Regions from separate parts of the Homo sapiens genome. Here regions 1, 2 and 4 are each linked to region 3. A link is a contact called in ENCODE Hi-C or POLR2A ChIA-PET data. All regions are on one chromosome and are shown on one strand. The core of a region is the stretch at or near the end of the contact, and the rest is flanking DNA. Distances in the headings are between cores, read along the strand shown.

Region 1 (4,342 bases), core at 1,036-3,535, 1.8 Mb before region 3:
ATCAGGCTGTGCAACACAGCAAGAACCTGTCTCAAAAAATATTTTAAAAAAATAAATAAAAGAACATCTACTACCACCAACAGAATAAACTGTGATATATTTATAAAATGAAATCCCACAGAAGAATAAGAGGATAAAAGGAATTAACTACTGATACGTACAACACGGACTAACCTCAAAAATATTTTTTGAGCAGCCAGACACGGCGGCTCACATCTGTAATTCCAACATTTTCAGAGGCAAAAGCAGGACGATTACTTGAGCTCAGGAGTGAGTCTACAGTGAACTGTGACTGTGCCATTGCACTCCAGCCTGGGTCAGAGCTGGTTCCATTTACATGAAGTTCAAAAAAAGGCAAAACTATCTATTTATGATGATAAAAGTCAGAATAAGAAGGTGGCAGGGATTGACAGAGGGTACAAGGGAACTTCCTGGGATGATGTAACATCTTGCATATTGAGGGAGGTGTGGTTATACAGTACATGGGTTTGTCCAAACTCATCAAACTGTAACATTTAATATCCATACACTGGAGAATACATTTCATAGAAGCAGATGATAGAAATGGCCATTTTCTCACATAATCTGTAAAAGAAGTGCAACACTGCTGACTATTCCTTCCTTACAAGTCATTACCAATTCGGTTTCAGTGAGACCACACTGGTTTCCCTTCTCATCCGGACTATTCTTTAAACACATTCTCCTTCTCCACCCTTCCCTCATGTTTCTATACTCTAACTATAATCCAACCTTTCTTCCCTACAAATTACCACCTATGGGCTGAAGACACCCAAGTTTATTAAACTCCATATTCAAAAATCTAGCTGCTACCAAGCATGACATATCACAAACTCAACATTTATAAACCCTAAACTCTTCCTTCCCGTTCCCACCGCAACTCCCCCACTAACCCCCGAAAAAAAAAAAAAAAACTTGCCCTTCTTATCTGAGATTAGAATCATCTGTTTTTGTTTTTAGAGACAGGGTCTCACTATGTTGCCCCAGGCTGATCTCAAACTCCTGGGCTCAAGCGACCCTCGGCCTCGGCCTTCCAAAGTGCTGTGATTTACAGGCGTGAGCCACGGTACCAGACCTGAAATCTTTCTTAAACATCTGCCTCTTGGGCAAGCTGCAGTGTCCCACAGAAAAAGGAAATGAAGCAACAGTAATGGAGTATCCTTTACACCTCATCTGGGCCCCTCACTACTGCAGTCTAACTGCGTATCTCACCGACACTTCCCACACTTCTCTAGAGGATTAGGAGGGAATATACTATCTCAGACAGCTTCTGGTGAACAGTTAACACTTATCCAGAACCAACCACCTGCCCAAACTGCTAGTCACTTGACACACTTCATTTAATGTGTACTAACGCCGCCCTGGATGAAACTGAGCTCACAATAAATTAAATAACTTGGCCAAGGTCACACAATTAAAGCGGAAAACGCCATGATTTGAAAAGGCACGTCTGGGGCTCTAAAATCCCTCATGTTTACCCCCAACACATGCTGGAGAGTCAAACTCCAATTGGTAGAATCTGCGTGAAATGGAATACTTTTCAGACAACCCAAACAACGAGCATCTGTCAAATATTTTACAATCGGGAAAGTGTAACCTCGCTGCATGCAACTTCCCTCCCTGGACGTGTTAAGTAACCTGTTAAATTTCCCAACCCAGATCATAGCCCCCCAACCCCCTGCACCATGGTTTCTCTAAACGCCTTTATAGCCCCGCGCTCTCTAATCTCGAGCTCAAGTGAGGCTGCCTATGGGGCTCTGGCAGATGACAAACGACAAGGAGGCCGAAAGCCAGATGTCTTCGAATTGAGGGAGAAGGCCGGACCTCTGACTCGGGTCACACTGGGGACCCCCACAAACCATCCCTTTTAGACAAGTGACCCCGGGGGTCACCTTGACCCCTGCAGTGAGCCAGACCAAACTTCCACGCCAGGCCAGCCCCCGCCAGGTGAGCAGGTACACAAAAAGAAGCCTCAGTGACCACCGTACGCTGGTGTGGAGAGGCCCCGGGAGGTGCAAGGAGAACAGAGACGAACTCGACCGCGGGCAGAAGCCTCCCCTGGCTCCAACGCCGCGACTGCCTGTCGCCGAGGCTAGGGCCGCCACTTCTCATGTCCGAGCTGGCCAGGCGCCACTCGTACCTGCGGGCTATAGGCCTCCGAAGCCCATGCTCCTGCCAACTTCTGCGTGAAGCCACTAAACTTGTAGTACATGACGCCCAGAGTCCGGCTTCCCGCATCCGCTGCCAACGCGACCGCCCCAGAGAAGGACCCCGCCTCCCCGGCTGTGGTCCCGAGACTCAGCGCAAGGACCCGGTGCTGGGACTAGGGCTGCCCGAAGATCGCCTAACTTAAAACCTGCACACTTAAGCCGCATTGGGGAACCAAAAGCCAGGGTTCTCAGGACCACGAAAGGCAAAACCAGCTCTAAGAGAGCACGCAAAGTCGCTGTGGCGGAGTCTGTAGGAAATATGAAGTTCCCTCTTTCCCCCATTCAGATTTGGGCAGTGCCACGACAACTCAAGAAATGCGCAAGCGCTCCACGGACTAAGCCCGGCGGACTAAGCCCGGCAGTGTCGGAGTCAGGTGGAGCATGCTTTAGGAGGGGCGGGCTCCAGGCGGGGCCTGGGGGGGAGAGGGCGGTGATTGGTGGGCGTGGTCTGGGTAGGGGCGGGGCTACATCGAAGCCGGTTGGGAATTCCACCATCCGAGAGAGTCTGTGCTGCGGAGCCACCGTCTGGTCGTCGGGTTGAAGGCGTCTCTTGCTTTACCGAACTTTAACTGATCGTAGTCTCATTTATTTCCTTCCGACCTAGAGCACCTCTTATCCAGAAGCCACCACCTGCTGTTGCTCAGTCTGCCCAGGAGTATAGACTTGTCGGCCAAGCTTCCCCTGGCAACCTGGGAGTTGAAGCAAATAAGAAAATTTGGAAGCACCTGCTGAAGGCTGTTTAGTACCCAGGGCTGTTGGGAGATTTGCCCCAATAATATAAAAGTAGCCTCCTGGGCTTTGTGCAGAGGAAATACACATGCAGAGTGATCTAAAGCTCAGGTACCAGGATGTAAATGTCACACGGTTTCTCAGAACTGGTTTTTATTCTCACCTGAGTTTTAAGGTCATTGATTATTCATCCTTTTCCTGGCCTCTGCTCTTTGCGATAAATGAGGTAGGGGGAGGGTGATCAGAAACACTTGTAAAATCTGGACCTTGAGCCTGAAAGATCTGGAACTACCACTTTCAGTTCTGGTAGTATTCGCTTCAGTTCAATTTAAATATGTCTGTTAAGCCTGTGCTGTGTGCAAGGTACTGTGTAAAAGGAGTATACTAGTTTCTTACTCTCCAGGGATGGACTCAGGCTTTTCTTAGCTTCATCATCTAACCATAGGTTTACACAAGCATATTCTAGATGCACTTATGAAATCATGTTGCAAATTGATGGATGATACTAACCTATATATAGCATTGCCCTAAACTCATTTAATCTTCACAACAATCCTATAAGGTAAATGCTATTATCATCTCCATTTTAGAATACAGGAAAATGACGCCTGGAGAAGCTAAGTAACTTGCTCAGGTCAGGGATAAGTGGCAGAGCTAGGCATTTGGCTCAAGACTTCCTACTGTTAAGCACTATGTTACAAATAAATAGATATGAAGCCATTCTGAAAAGAGGAGGATCAAGGCTGAGCATTCCAGGGTGAGGGTGTACACCAGCATCCTGGTTGCAGGCTTACGTTCAAGAGCCCCAAGTATTCAGCACCGCCAATATGTTGTAAAGGTTTCAGCGAATTCATGTAAGCCAGCCCAAAGTTGCCACTTTTACAAAGAGACACTGTGATATAATGGAAAGAACATGCAATTTGGGTTTATGTCCATATTTCTCCAAGGATAAGTGGTTTGGGACTAGTGATTTCCTTTTTTTTTTTTTTTTTTTTAAATTCTTTTTGAAACAGGGTCTCACTCTGTCCCAGGCTGGAGTACAGTGGTGTGATCTCGGCTCATTGCAGCCTTGACTTCCCAGGCTGAGGTGATTCTCCTACCTCAGTCTCCCGGGTAGCTGGAACCACAGATGCGCGCCACCACGCCTGGCTAATTTTTTGTATTTTTAGTAGAGATGGGGTTTCACCATGTTTCCCAGGCTAGTCTCAAACTCCTGGGCTCAAGTGATCTGCCAAACTCAAGACTCCCAAAATGCTGGGATTACAGGCATGAGCCACCGTGCCAGGCCCACCCCATGTTTTGATACTGAATAGATTCAGGAAGATTTTTCTACGACAAAAAGTTCGACTACCTCAAAAGAAAATGATCCATTGACATTAGCCTTC
Region 2 (4,516 bases), core at 2,017-4,516, 1.6 Mb after region 3:
CAGATGTGGTAGAAATAGCAAGAGAACTAGAATTAGAAATGGAGCCTGGCGATGTGACTGGATTGCTGCAGTCTCTTGACCAAACTTGAACGGATGAGGAGTTGCTTCTTAGGGAAAAACAAAGAAAGTGGTTTCTTGAGATAGAATCTATTCCTGGTGAAGATTCTGTGAATAACGTTGAAATGACAACAAAGGATTTAGAATATTACATTCACTGATAAAGCAGCAGCAAGGTTTGAGAGGATTGACTCCAATTTTGACAGAAAATGCCATCAAACAGTGTCACATGCTACAGAGAAATCTTTTGTGAAAGGAAGAGTCCATTATGTGGCAAACTTCATTGTCTTATTTTAAGAAATTGGCATAGCAATTTCTTGCTGTGGGGTTGCCACAGCCACCCTGACCTTCAGCAATCACTACCCTGATCAGTCAGCAGCTGTCAACATCGAGGCACGATTCCCCAGCAGCAAAAAGATTACAACGTGTGCTAAAGGCTCAGATGGTCATTAGCATTTTTCTTAGCAATAAAGCACTTTTCAATTAAAGTATGTACATTTTTAGACATAATTACATCGTACACACAATAGACTACATATAGTGTAAACATAAATTTACGTACACTGGGAAACAAAATATTTTTATGACTTGCTTTATTATAGTTATCTGGAACTGAACCTTCAATATCTCTGATGTATACCTGTACTTTTGATTCTCAGGATACATTCTTCTAAAAAATATTGCTGATTTAAGGGGTCAGATATGTCCTGGGAGCCTGTGGCTACTGATCCTATTGCCTCGGTCATCAGCCCTCCTGTTTTCCTAGGTGACATAGAGGGCTTGTAGGGTGGCTGTAGGGTGGTGGAAAAAGAAGCAGAACTGAATTCCAGGGCTGACTTTGCTGCTTGTTAGCTGGGTGACCTTGGGAAAACCACTTAACCTTTCTGGCCCTTACTTTCCTCATGGGAAATAAGATTAAAAATGTATGCGAAGGCTTAATATTGACAAGCTCTATTGAGTTTGAGATTTGACCTTAGAGTTTTTATTAATAGACCTGCCATTTGCTAAGCAAATTTTCTAGATAAAGATGTATACCTGGATGCATGTCATAGTACAGTCCCTGTTTGCCCAAGGTGAAGTTAATTTTATGTGATGGGGCAGAGTTAATCCTTGTTAGGCAAATGATGCAGTCTTCTCCGGAGTAGAAAACTGTGTAGACAAGAACAGCTTACCTACCTCTTAAGGCCATAGTTATTTATTTAGCATAAACCAAATACATGGTGATAAGGGAGATACAGTAAGATCTTTTGGAAGTCTTTTTATGGAAACTGATGTGTATTGAAGGTAGAAGACAAGCAATGGCGGAATGTTGTGTATGTCCAACCAGTGCACAAAAGTGGGAGTGGGTACCTCTAATGGGAGAGATCACTGGGGGCTTCCCGGAGGACGGGGTTCAAACTCTGCCTAAAGGATAAGGATAAGAGGATTTGGACTAGGAGGGAGGGCATTCCAGGTAGCTTAGAGGATTTGACCAAGCTTTTGTACAACATCTGTCATTCCACCCAGATGTTCTGCTGGCCATCATTTGCTCCCTGATGCCTTTAGTTTCTTGCCATTGCATTGGTTGGACTCTGCTTCTTGACTTCACATTGGGGCATGTGTTTTATTTTATTTTATTTTATTTTTAAGACGGAGTCTCGCTCTGTCACCCAGGCTAGAGTGCAGTGGTGCGATCTCGGCTCACTGTAACCGCTGGCTCCTGGGTTCAAGCGATTCTCCCGCTTCAGCCTCCTGAGTAGCTGGGATTACAGGTGCCCGCCACCACACCCAGCTAATTTTTGTATTTTTAGTAGAGACGGGGTTTCACCATGTTGGTCAGGCTGGTCTCAAACTCCTGACCTCGTGATCTGCCTGCCTCGGCCTCCCAAAGTGCTGAGATTACAGACGTGAGCCACCGGGCCCAGCCAGGGCATGTATTTTTACAGTAAACTCTGGGAAGCCAAGATGGAAAATAAAGCCCTTACTGGCTTAAACCAGGCTGAGGGAGATGGTCTCTTGAGTAAACACCATGCCTCGCTTTCTGTTTAAGCGTATCTTTTCTTTTCAAGCCTGCTCCTTCTGTGTAAGTGTATTTTTCAAAGTGTGACTCCACATCCTTTCAGAAAGTCCTTCGTATCCCATCAAGGGAGTAAGGTGATGGGTGAGAAGCTACTCTAAATAAATTAAGGGTAGTATCTGTTTTGGCTTCAAAGGGCAAAGGATCAAGGTTAGGGCAAGTAGAAATTTCTCCCTCTTGATTTTAAGTGAAATTTTTTATTTTTATTTTTATAAGACCCTAATTGCCTGCTTCATACCTAGAAGGCCAGAAACATTCCTGGATGTTGGACTAGCAAGCCAGAGAACAATCTAAGCAATGCCATTTCACTGGCCCCTTCTTCACCAGAACCCTTCCCCCAATAGTCCCATGCCCAAACACACGCACTCTTCACAGTATCCTCTTGTGCATGCTGCTTGCTTTGAGGGTGGTGCAAGTGCTATTGGGTGTCATTTTATATTACAGTTGTAATGCCCACGTGCCGCTGGAATCTTTGTATCTTAGTCACAGACTTCTAGAGTGTCTGAGCTGGAAGGAACCTTCATTCTCAGCCCCTTGTTTTACAGATGGGGAACTGAAAGCCCCCAGGTTGCCTGACTGTAAGTTGAGGTCTGTCTTCACCAGTTCATGGTTTGTTTTCAGTATCTGAGCAATAACAGCTGCTAATTATTGAGGCCCTGTGCTGAGTGCTTTTCATGCATCATGTCACTTATTTTTCATAACAACTGTATGAGGAAGGTATGACCATCATCTCTCCTTTAAGGTTAGAGAGGTTGAGTAATGTGTTTAGAGTTGGGTGTTGGAGCTGGGTGTTAGCAAAGATTTGAACTCAGTATACGGTGGCACTGGGGCACTGGCTCCTAACTGGTAGGCTGTGCTGCACTGTGTTTGCCAAGTGAGGCTGCCTCTATTCCCACTTCTTCCCTCACTTCCCATCGTCTTTCTTTTTCACTGCCCCACCAGGGATCTTGCTCTCAACTTGCCAAGGTAGGATTCCGACCATGGCTACCATGATGACTTGGAAGCCTGGACTCCAAAGGAAGGAGTTCCAAAGCCTTGATCAATGGAACAGAGGCATTGTCCTTGGGACCCGAAGGAGCTGATACCACGTCACTTATACCAGGATCCTTGCTGGTTAATTCACATAGGGCGGTGGAGGACACAGTGCAGTCTCTGTTTGCACTGGCTTATGGGAGACTGAGCAAGATAGAGTAGAGAGAAAGTAGATGAAAGGTGCCATGAAAGCCATCCTCAGCTCAAGCCTGTGTCTTCTTAGCAGGGGTCATTGCATCCTCTTTATTATCAAAGGGTGTGATCCTAATACGCTTATGAGACAGCCAGTGTAGATGTGATATCAAGCCAGCTCGGCCCTCCCTGGAGCCTCCATCATATGCATCTATGTGTCCCCCTTCATTACTTTCCGATTCCTTTTCCCCCTCCTACAGCAATAGCCTGAAGGATATTTTTAGGCCCCAGTGAGGCTGTGATCACTGACCCTTGGCTTCTGAAAATTTTTACACCGTTTTGAAGGGATGTGCATACTCAGGAATACAGCTATTTTTGAATCTGTACTAGAGATTCTAGGCTGTATCCTCCATGGGGGCTTATTTTTTAAGTTTGAGCAGAAAATATTCCAAGGGACATTGGTAGTGTAATGGATGATGAGCCTGTATGCTGATGCTGATTAGGCCAGAGTGGGTCCAGACTGCTCTGGCCATCCTTGACCGGAGGAAGAACTAGTACGTCCACCTTGCCTCAAGGGGAGCAGATCTGTCAATGGCTCAAAGCCTGGAGTGCAGTTCCTACTAGCTCCACCTGGAGTCTTAAAAGAGGAACAGATCAGCATGGAGGAGATCTTTGGGTCCTGGGCATTTTGCATTTTTTAAGGGTATAGAGTCATACTTTTATAGTTCAACAACATTGACAAGAATGGATGTTTTGAGTCCGTTGGTTAACCTTGGATTTGAAAAGAGGAAGAAAAACAGAAACCACACATTAGCAGGGCAGCACTGAGGTTACAGTCATGTTACCATAGACGCCAGGCTTGAAGAGCCGTTTGGGGACAACAGAGCACAACACTGGAAAAATAAATTTTTTAGAGACAGGGTTCCGCTCTGTCACCCAGACTTGAGTGCAGTGGTGCTCACTGTAACCTCAAGTTTTTGGGCTCAAACAACCCTCCCATCTCAGCCTCCTGGGTAGCTAGGATTACAGGTGTGGGCCACCATACCCAGCTAATTTTTTATTTTTTATTTTTGTAGAGATGGAGTCTTGCTGTGTTGCCCAGGCTGGTCTCAAACTCCTGGCCTCAAGTGATCCTCCTACCTTGGCCTCCCAAAGCTCTGGGATTACAACTGTGAGCCACCAGTTGTAATTTTTTTTTTTTTTTTTTTCCCGAGACAGAGTCTCACCCTGTTGCCCAGG
Region 3 (4,510 bases), core at 1,062-3,561:
ACACAGTGGTGAGAAATATACAGATCACCGATCCTTTCAAATTCGGTTGCAGAGACTTGAAAGGTCTGTATGAGGACATTAGAAAGGAACTGCTCATATCAACAACAGAACTTCAGGAAATGTCTGAGTACTACTTTGATGGAAAAGGAAAAGCCTTTCGACCAATTATTGGGGTGCTAATGGCCCGAGCATGTAATATCCATCATAACAACTCCCGATCCGATGTCCAATTTTCACAAGCTGATTGCTGAGAAGGTTCTAGGCGGCGTCTGTTAAAAAGCATTGCTGTCTGTTAATTTGACATGTGCAAGCCAGCCACCGCGCCATAGCCTTAATTGCAGAAATGATCCACACTGCTAGTCTGGTTCACGATGACGTTATTGACGATACAAGTTCTCGAAGAGGAAAACACACAGTTAATAAGATCTGGGGTGAAAAGAAGATACGGTTTTTTGGTTTTTTAAAATCTCTCTTACCGAATCACATGCTTTTTGGACCGCGTTTGCTTTTTCAGATTTGTCTTATTAAAAAGTAAAATATGCTTGCTCAAAAAACAAAAAAACCCGAATTGCAATTAAGTCTTTGTTTCTGCCGTCCTTATGACGGCCTGGACAATTGTCCTATTACTAAATTTGCCCTTTTCTATAAAACATTGACAGCCCCTAACCTGAATAGCACTCTGTTGGGTCTAAGCTTAAATTGTCTGCCCAAACCATTTTACACCAAAGTAGGAAATAGGTTTAAGTTCTTTTAGGACATTCGGATTAAAAAAAAAATATATATATATATATATATCCTAAGGTAAGTATTAGAATACCTCTATTACACTTTTGTTTCTCGTTTGGAGAATTAACATGGCAGCATCGTCTAATTTGATAGCTGGAGGAGTCATGTCCACTTTCCCCATCGGCCTGTTAAACCCCTATCATTCATTCTTGACTCATCCTGTGTCTTTGTGAAGCCTTTCTTGGTAAACCTATGCACAAGGAAGACCCTTTATGTCGTCACCAGCCCTTGTGCATGTTTCAATTGTAGTACCTATCATCTTGTACTGCGATTGCCTAATTTATTTTTGTATCTCCAGTTCTACATACAGTACCTGGCAAACAGTAGGCGCTCAATAACTGCGAAATGAACAAGTCCATGTCAAGAGACTAGGCTGGGAGTTTTAATATCAATGCCGACTGAGAAACAAAATACGGAAATGTCAAGGGCTGGTATAAAAATAATCTCTAATAGCACAAAATCCTCCTGAAGGGAACACCTGTCCCACTTTCTCACGTTGCTTTCCAGGTTCTTCCGACACCCCAATTTCCCGCCCACTCTTCTCCCTCCGGGGTACAGGTCAGGCAGGTATCCCAGCTCGGCGGCTCTGATAGGTCGGCGATGATTTCATTGTTAGGGAACATCCGGGCCTTTCCCCTCCCCGCAACACCTCCCCAGAGCCCGGCCTTCCCAGTTTCCCACTCTCGCCTGCGCCCCACCCGCGGCTGAAGCAAAACAACCGCCTCTCCCCTGCCCACTTCTTGTCCTCGTCTGAGTCGTCCCTTCCCGTCTCCACGCCGAAGAGAGGCGTTTAGATCCTCCAATGAGGGCCTAGGAGGACTTTCTTAGCCAATCAGTAGCCAAGCCCCTGCAATTCCGGGTGGGACCAGGCGTCCACACCTATAGCTGGACTGCTCGTTGGTCCCTTATGGCGCTTCTTTTACGCGAGGCTTAGAGGTCAAATACAAGGGGGCACGGTCCTCACAGAACGGAAAGGATCCGTACAGACTCTCCGGGTTTGACCGTTTTCTAGGACGAACCAATCGCTTTCCAGATACTTCCCCGCCTTTTGCGCGTTCATTTGAAAAAAGCCGGTGTGACGGACTTGGAAATTGGCTCAGTGACTGACCCGCAAGAAAGCCAGTGACTGGGGGTTCGGATCACGAGTTGGACCAATAAGAAAAGACAATCGCTGGGGCCGGGGCTTTGCTAGGAGGAGCGCAGGTGGGCGTTATTTGATTGACGGAGGGCTCTACTTATGGCTGGTAGCGGGGGCTGGTCCCTGACGTTCGGGAGGTAGGACCTAGCGGAGGCGGGGCCGAATAAAGTAAATGGTAATAAAGGGTTGGGTCTCACTTAGTGGGCGGTGTTTGATGGACAGCTGACCTTGCCTATTGAAAGTAGCCACTGATGCCCAATGGGAAATTAGAAACCCAGAGGCGGGGCCGGGTGGGCGGGGTAAACGAAGTACGGAGGTGCCGAGGGAGCAGCACGGGGAGGGGGAGCGGTGATTGACAAGACTCCCAGCAAACCGGGGGCCGTGAGAGGGCGCGCGGCATCCCAGTGGGTGGCAGCTGGAGGCGGGGCACCCTGAGGGGCGGGGAAGGACTAGGGTGCGGGGAGGGGGTTGCAAAAGGAGCCGAGCGGCTTCTGCTCAATGGCGGAAAAGCCGCCGGTGCTCTGACGGCCTCGTTCCCCTAGCAGTTGCGGGGGAGTTTCCTGCCGGCGCGGCTGGAGTCTCTGATTCTCAGGGTTCGGTGGTTGGAAGATGCTCCAGAGAGACGAGGCTGCGGCGGAGGAGGTGGCGGCGGCCGAATCGGCAACGGCGCTAGGGTGGAGAGAAGGCGGCATCGGCGGCGGCGGCGGCGTGAGGGGCCGGGCGGTGTAAACAGCCCCGGAGGCGGCGGTCGAGACCCCGAGGGGGAAGCGGCGGCTGAGTCAGGGTCGCGCCTCCGTTGGAAACTTGGGCTGAGTACCGCGGCGGGCGCGAGCGAGGCGCCCTAGACATCTTCTCCCTCCCTTGCCTCAGGTAAGGCCGCCCGGCACCCCGCCGGAGGGGAAGCGGCTGACCGGCCGCGCCGCCGAGGCCCCGGGCCCTGGGCAGGTTTTCGCGGTGCTGCCGAGCCGCGGCCGGGGCCTCTGTCCTTCCGAATCCTCGCTGCTTTCCCTGCTGCCGCGGAGCCTAGGCAGGGGAACGCCGGGCCTGGCTCTCGGGTATAGGCCCCTTCCCCGGCCGCCGCCTCCGCTGGGCTGAGGTCTGGGAGAGGCGCAGGGAGAGAATGGGAGTTTGCTGGAACGCCTGGAAGCTGACTGATTCTCTCTTCCCTCCGCTTCAGTCTGCAAGCATCTCTTTCACACGAAAGCACTGGGGCTACCCCAAGCCTTGGCGCTTCTCTTCCTGGTGCATGCCCTGTTTGAAAACACTATCTTTTACCATTCGTTTCCTCATCAGCTTCTGCCCTACTCTGCGCTCCACTTCACTTCCTTGTTAAATCGTCTTTCTCTGCTGTCTATGCGTTCTACCCTCGCCTTCCCTCCTTAGTGGCTTTAAATTGTGTGTTTCTCTTTTCTTCGTACCCCGGCATCTCTTGCCTGTCTTCCCTAGCACCATCCTTTTCGGATGTCATTCCTAACAGTGAAGTTCTTAATTGAAACTGCCACTTATTGTCAGTACCCCAAATCTACCGGAGCCCCATTAAGAGTATAGACTGACTAGCCATATGTGGTAAATCAGTTTTTCATAGTTTAAGCCTAACAACCTTGAAAAAATTGTATTATTAAACGTAAAGTGTGAAAATAACACCGAAAATAATTTTTTAAATGAAGGACTCAGTGAGTGTTGGAAATAGTTATTTCTTCATTTTTTAAACTTGCATGACCTCTCATATCAGATTTAGCAGATCTGGGACGTTTGCCCATCTTATTCGGCAAAAAAAGTGCTTCTTAGGCGTTTGATAGCAGCCCAAATTCATCAATATTCAATTTCTTCTAAGAACAACTTGAAAACTTTTTTAAAAAGAGACGTTAATAACTGGGAAGTTGTTTTGATAGTCACAGTTAAAGAGCTTTTAAAATAGGCTCCACATGTTTAATGTATCAAAATAAAGTTGGCAGGCATGTTGTAAAAGGATTATTTAGGAATTTGAGTAGTCTTAGTGTTATGTAGCTATTTTAGGAAAAACATTCTTTTTCTGTTAACAAACGTTTACAACTACGGTGATGTGAGAATTACTGAGGCTTACTGTGGGATTAACACAGGAACTGTCTTTATTTGAGCTACTGCATGGATGAAGAAGTGGTAAATTGTTCAGAGTAGACAGTGTAAGTCACAGTATGTTCTAGGAGATGGAGAAACATGCCATGGACGCTGAATGTTAATAGATGTTATTTCATTTACTTTCTCTGTTGTGCAATAGCAAAGTTCCTATTGTTGGCCTACTTTTAAATGGGGCATTTCTAAGTAAATAGTGAGACAAGTTATTCTAATTATTATGATAGTCTTTTCCAAGTGTACAGGCCTTTTAAAAATATAGTTGAAGTAATGGTAATTTTTTAAGGAAATGTTTTTGTAGGTCTGCCAAATGGACAGTGTGTTGTTCTAATCGAAATTTTAAAATTAAGTATTTAGAACAGAATATTTTAGTCCACACATTTTCAGGGATAATCTTTATTTTGTGCTTCTTCTCTCAATGCCTTCTTTGTCTTTTTTTTTGTCTTAATGGTTGTTGTGTTTTCGCCTCTTCAT
Region 4 (4,789 bases), core at 579-3,078, 1.3 Mb before region 3:
CTCTAGACCCCGATATGTCTTTGAACACCCTCCATTCTTACATGAGGTCCCAATCTTAATTTCATCAGTCTTGTTGCTCTCTTTTTGTTTTTTTTTTTTTTTTCTGGTGGAGTCTTGCTCTGTTGCCAGGCTGGAGTGCAGTGGTGCAATCTTGGCTCACTGCAACCTCTGCCTCCCAGGTTCAAGCAATTCCCATGCCTCAGCCTCCCAAGTAGCTGGGACTACAGGTGTGCACCACCACGCCCGGCTAATATTTTGTATTTTTAATAGAGACGGGGTTTCACCATGTTGGCCAGGATGGTCTTGATCTTCTGACCTTGTGATCCGCCCGCCTCGGCCTCCCAAAGTGATGGGATTACAGGCGTGAGCCACCACGCTTGGCCTCTTCTTCTTTCTTATCTTCTTCATTCCCTGATGACAGTTTAAGTTTATCAGGTGAGGCAGATATTTTTAATTCCAAATTTGTCATTGGTGCATCTGGGCTTGGCCTTTTGATTGCTTCTACTGGCTTCGGGGCTTGAATGATGTGTTCCTGAAATTTGGGTTTCAATTCAGATAGTTCTTTCTTCTCAGTAGTCTTTACTTCAGGTTTGACTGGCTCATGTGGCTTCTCACTATTATGTCTACCTTTTGTACAGCCTACAATGCTTAAGAAATCAGAAAAATCAATTGTTCTTCTCTTATATCAAGACCAATCCTTAATGCATCGTGAAAGACTGGAACACCTGGGTGGCATATGCAAGCATCATCGGAATTGATCTCAGGATCGAAGCGCTGACCGCAGCCCCGGTTGTAGCACAGCAAGGCCATTTTCTTTTCCCACCGTCACAGGCAAGGCCCAAACACCGGGAACGGCAAGAGGGTGCATTTGCCACTCCCGTGTCGCTAGCACCGGCCTTGACAGTGGACTATTACAAGGATTTCTGTGGGCCCGCTCTGAGCCGCCGTTTCTGGCCGTGCAGACGGACTTCTACCACACGGTGGCGCTGCGGCTCTGCCATAGAAGGCTCCTCTCGGTCCAGGAGACAGGCAGGGCCGGCCACAGGACCAGCCTCCGACAGCGATTTCATCCGCACCCTGCGGGGCAACGTGGGGGCCTATCCGTAGCTTTCAGCGTTTCCTGGACCCTACCAGGACAAGAATCGCGGGGAGAGGTGCGAAGAAGGTCTGGAGAGGAGGAGGCTTGGGACAATGCAGAGTCCTGGAAGTGAGGCTGACCGCTGACCGCTGTCAGGAGGGACATGGACCGCTGCCGGGGAATCATGGGATTTCCCACCGGCCCAGTCATCTCCCACGTCGGGAAAAGGGAAGAGCTGCTTCCCCATGGCGTGTGCGCGTGGGAAGGGTCTCGGGCAGAGAAGAGGCACTTTTTCTGTCCTCCAGGCTGTTTCCGCCAAATGAAGACCTGGGCTGGAAGAGCCAGGAACAAAGAGGAGAGTCGAGTGCTGAGCACCCAGCGGGAGAGGATGCAGCCCGGTCATCTCACACCTGCTGACCACACAACATCGTCTGCGAGTTCCCCCCACCTACTTCGCCTGCAGCTGCCATTTGGGAAGATGACTCTTGCCTCTTTCACCGTCTGTTTTTTAGATTAGGACTCACGGGCCTAGGGCAGGAGTCAGCTCTTCCAGATCTTTATCGAAAAGTAACATCACACTTGTGCCCAGGGGTTCGAGACCAGCCTGGGCAACAGGACAAACCCCCTTCTCTACAAAAAAACCCACAAAATCTGTGTGGAAGGTGTGTGAACCCTTGGGAAACAGAGTTGCTGTACACGTGTATCAGGCCCTGAGCCAGCTGCAGGGTGGGCATTACTGCTTGGTGCCCTCCGCCCTCACTCTTCCTCCCTGGATGTTGAGGATGGCCCCGTAAACCTTGTTCATAGGGGTCCCTCGTTTTCTGAGACACCTCATCTGAGCACTGACGAGGGGACACAACTCTTGGCTGGGAAGCAGGAGACTGAGCATTGCCTTCAAGCCATCCCCACACATGTGACCTCAGTCAGCATTCTGCCCTTTCATGGGTGTCAGTTGTCTCGTCCATAAAATGGGATGATGTTCTTGTTCCAGCCGGCATACTGGATGACTAAATGAGGGAACAGGTAAGAAGCTGCATTGGAAAAAGGTACCATTCAGCTGCAAGACATCCTTGTGCAGTTCCCCCAGGGCTAATGGGGTTTGGTTGCCCACCTTTGCTGTGTCTCTTCGTGGCGCCAGCAGGTGGCAGCATTGCCTTTGCATGTGCCGGCTCCACCTCTGGCCTCTCCCAGACATGCAGCGTGTAGGGCAGGGGACCATTCTTCACCCAATTCATTTCAGGGGTCATGGGAAGGAGGGATCTGAAATGCCCTGAATGGGAAGGGCCTGGAAAGAAAATGAAAATCTCATTCCTCCCCTCAAAGAAACACAGATAAGCCAGGAGAGCAGGATCTGGTGCATGAGCCCAAGAGGGCTAATGTGACCACTTAGGCTGAAGGGGGACCTTACCTCTCTCTGCCACAACGGTGTCCCCCACCACCTGGAGGAGGGAACTGGGGATCCAGAAGGCTTGGGTCCTTGTCTTTGGTTGGAAAAGTCAGCCAGCATTGCAGTGGGGCAGCAGGAATTCCTCTATTTTTGTGTGTGCAACAGAGTTGAAAACTTAATTCACTCTATAATTTATTTGTGCAAAAAAAAGGTAATTTCCTTATTTATGAGTCTATAATGAATCTGGCCTTTCTTCCAACCCCTGCCTGATGATAAGCGAGAAAAACAATGAAATTTTCAACTTGATTTGAACATCCTGGGGCCAGAGAGTTTAGCCGGTCTTGTTAAGTGATCTTATTAATTTCTCTTGGATAAAATGCTTAGTTCTCAGACTGCTTTGCCCAGCTTCTCCCACTGTGGTGCTGTTGGGGTTTTGTAGACAGTCAAGGGCAGCTTGTGTGGCATCTGGTAGGAGGCATGAGTTGGGATCCTGGGGTGTGGTGTCCTCTAGACCCAGCAAGGTCCCCTGTCCCTCCTGGCCACTGATCATACTAGAAGCTGAGTTTATGAAACTCATGGTCCAGTCCCTCCTGATCTGACTAGAGCCCATGTGGCGCCCCTGGCTGGCCAGCCCTCCTGCACCTGGGCCCCTCCTCCCCACCAAGTCTCCTAGCTGTGCCACCATGGCCCCAGTAGGGCTGCTGGCTCACAGGAATGGAAGTTGGCTTTGAAAGCTGAACTTTAGTGGTGCCTCTCCCTTACCGGGGAGCCCTGGTGCTGGAGGCAGAGGCCGAGTTGGTTTGCAGCTGCCTGGGATGCCACTTCTTCCCAGAGTTCCAATGTGAGTTGGGGACAAGGGCTTCTTTCTCTCAGGGAGGGGTGAGTGGGCCAGTGCTTGGCTCTGCTTGTTATCCTTCTAATCCCCTTCGTACCATCCCCTGGGCAGGAAGGAGGGGACCAACACTCTTCCTCTTCTTGCTCAGTCATCCATTACATAAAATTCCAGGGCCACACCCAAGGAGAGGGATGAGGGAATCCAGGAAACATGCTCTCAAAAGAATAGCCTGCTTTAGAAGACTTTTGATCTGCAGCATAATCCTATTTTGCATGTCAAATACCAAACATTACCACATTTTTTCTTCTGTGCATTCTGTCTATATCAAACATTAATCCTGGTCTCTCTTTAAGCAGAGATGCATGCCTCAGGCCAATGAAGATGAAGATCATGTACCCATCAAGGCAAAAGAGAAAAGCACTGCACTCCAACCCGGGCAACAGAATTATTATTATTATTTTTTAAGAGATAGGATATCATTCTATTGCTCAGGCTGGAGTACAGTCGTGCGATCATAGCTCACTGTAATCTTGAACACGTGGACTCAAGTGCTCCTCCTACCTCAGCCTCTAGGTAGCTGGGACTAGGGGTGTGTGCCACCACACCTGGCTAATTTTTCTATTTTTTTTTCAATAGATGGGGTCTTGCTGTGCTGCCCAGGCTGGTCTTGAACTCCTGAGCTCAAGCAATCCCCTTGCCTCAGCTTCCCAAAGTATGGGGATTACAGGCGTGAGCCATTGTGCCTGGCCCAAAATTTTTCAAATATCATCCTTTTAAGCTTCAAATGTTACCAACATTGGCGAATGCAACCAGAGGAGACATAACACATAAAACATGGGGGGTTTATCCACAAGGAGAATTCACTATCTTGCTGGTGTTAGGATCTGTCCTTCCAGGGAGGATACGCCATGAGTCAGAAGTAGATGCCACTCAGCAAAAAAAAAAGAAAAAAGAAAAAAAAAATCACACCCCTATGTAAAGATGGCGTGGCCCAGTTGGAACCCCTGCAGAGCTCAAGGACTCTCAAAAGGAGGCTCTTAGCCTGGGGCCAAGGCAAGACCAATTCATAGGATGAAAGGAAGGCTGTGATTGGTGGGCTCTTGTCCAGGCTCCTCATTTGTCCTTTCCTACTGGAGGAAATGTGACATGGGCAATTCAAGCCAATAGGGAACCTGGGGAAGGGGCTGGTGGTGGGTTTCATTCACTGCTTTCCCTCACGTGACTCCCTCAGGAAGGGGGTCTTACTGGGCAGGGCTGAGGCAGATGGCCACACTTACAGGTACTCACTGGCACATGTGGCTGGATGTGGGGGTGGGGTGGGGTAAATAACCATAGCTACCTCATGTAGTTGTTGCAAGGATGAAATTACTTAATCCTTTCTTTTTGAGACGAAGTCAGGCTCTGTCACCCAGGCTGGAGTGCAGTGGCACGATCTCAGCTCACTGCAACCTCCGCCTCCCTGGTTCAAGCAATTCTCCTGCCTTAGCTT

Evidence for each region. Hi-C counts contacts between places; a loop is a spot of excess contacts on that map. ChIA-PET counts read pairs that join two places held with the same protein, here RNA polymerase II (POLR2A). Pooled maps may share reads with other maps.
Region 1: a loop to region 3 is called in a map of B cell, with 21 times the contacts of the local background. The contact joins the promoter of COX7A2L here to the promoter of PPM1B-DT in region 3. A Hi-C loop is called at or near these places in 3 of 168 maps with a recorded cell type or tissue (B cell, CD4-positive, alpha-beta memory T cell and naive thymus-derived CD4-positive, alpha-beta T cell) and 13 of 50 pooled maps. POLR2A ChIA-PET finds 5 or more read pairs at or near these places in 1 of 52 experiments (activated T-cell).
Region 2: a loop to region 3 is called in a map of B cell, with 7 times the contacts of the local background. The contact joins the enhancer-like site here to the promoter of PPM1B-DT in region 3. A Hi-C loop is called at or near these places in 1 of 168 maps with a recorded cell type or tissue (B cell), 1 of 37 single-sample maps with no recorded cell type and 3 of 50 pooled maps. POLR2A ChIA-PET finds 5 or more read pairs at or near these places in 1 of 52 experiments (OCI-LY7).
Region 4: a pooled map shows a loop between it and region 3 (2.8-fold over the local background). The contact joins the enhancer-like site here to the promoter of PPM1B-DT in region 3. A Hi-C loop is called at or near these places in 3 of 168 maps with a recorded cell type or tissue (naive thymus-derived CD4-positive, alpha-beta T cell and natural killer cell), 3 of 37 single-sample maps with no recorded cell type and 15 of 50 pooled maps. POLR2A ChIA-PET finds 5 or more read pairs at or near these places in 3 of 52 experiments (CD4-positive, alpha-beta T cell, naive thymus-derived CD4-positive, alpha-beta T cell and naive thymus-derived CD8-positive, alpha-beta T cell).

What each region holds. Positions count from the first base shown.
Region 1 is chr2:42,358,932-42,363,273 of GRCh38, forward strand. It overlaps COX7A2L (cytochrome c oxidase subunit 7A2 like), which reads right to left and starts at 2,286. Exons shown (of 3, transcript NM_004718.4): 1 at 2,159-2,286. The coding sequence starts at 2,230. RefSeq lists enhancers at 1,459-2,203, 1,977-2,296, 2,204-2,947, 2,317-2,376, 2,937-3,026 and 1 more and a silencer at 2,577-2,746.
Region 2 is chr2:45,725,990-45,730,505 of GRCh38, forward strand. All of the region lies in intron 1 of PRKCE (protein kinase C epsilon), which reads left to right. Among named protein-coding and RNA genes, the nearest start is that of PRKCE-AS1, 53 kb to the left of the region's middle. RefSeq lists enhancers at 3,748-3,827, 4,208-4,347. Within about 2 kb of position 3,267, at least 5 of the 41 ENCODE cell types and tissues checked have a DNase peak (open chromatin) inside an H3K27ac peak, as active enhancers do; they include B cell and OCI-LY7, where a contact is called at or near this core.
Region 3 is chr2:44,166,481-44,170,990 of GRCh38, forward strand. It overlaps PPM1B-DT (PPM1B divergent transcript), which reads right to left and starts at 2,312. Exons shown (of 2, transcript XR_940034.3): 1 at 818-2,312. PPM1B (protein phosphatase, Mg2+/Mn2+ dependent 1B) reads left to right here and starts at 2,395. Exons shown (of 6, transcript NM_002706.6): 1 at 2,395-2,794. It also overlaps the pseudogene PDSS1P2. RefSeq lists silencers at 2,096-2,425, 2,746-2,955.
Region 4 is chr2:42,826,808-42,831,596 of GRCh38, forward strand. It overlaps the pseudogene CHORDC1P1. Among named protein-coding and RNA genes, the nearest start is that of TRI-TAT2-1, 19 kb to the left of the region's middle. Within about 2 kb of position 1,829, at least 7 of the 41 ENCODE cell types and tissues checked have a DNase peak (open chromatin) inside an H3K27ac peak, as active enhancers do.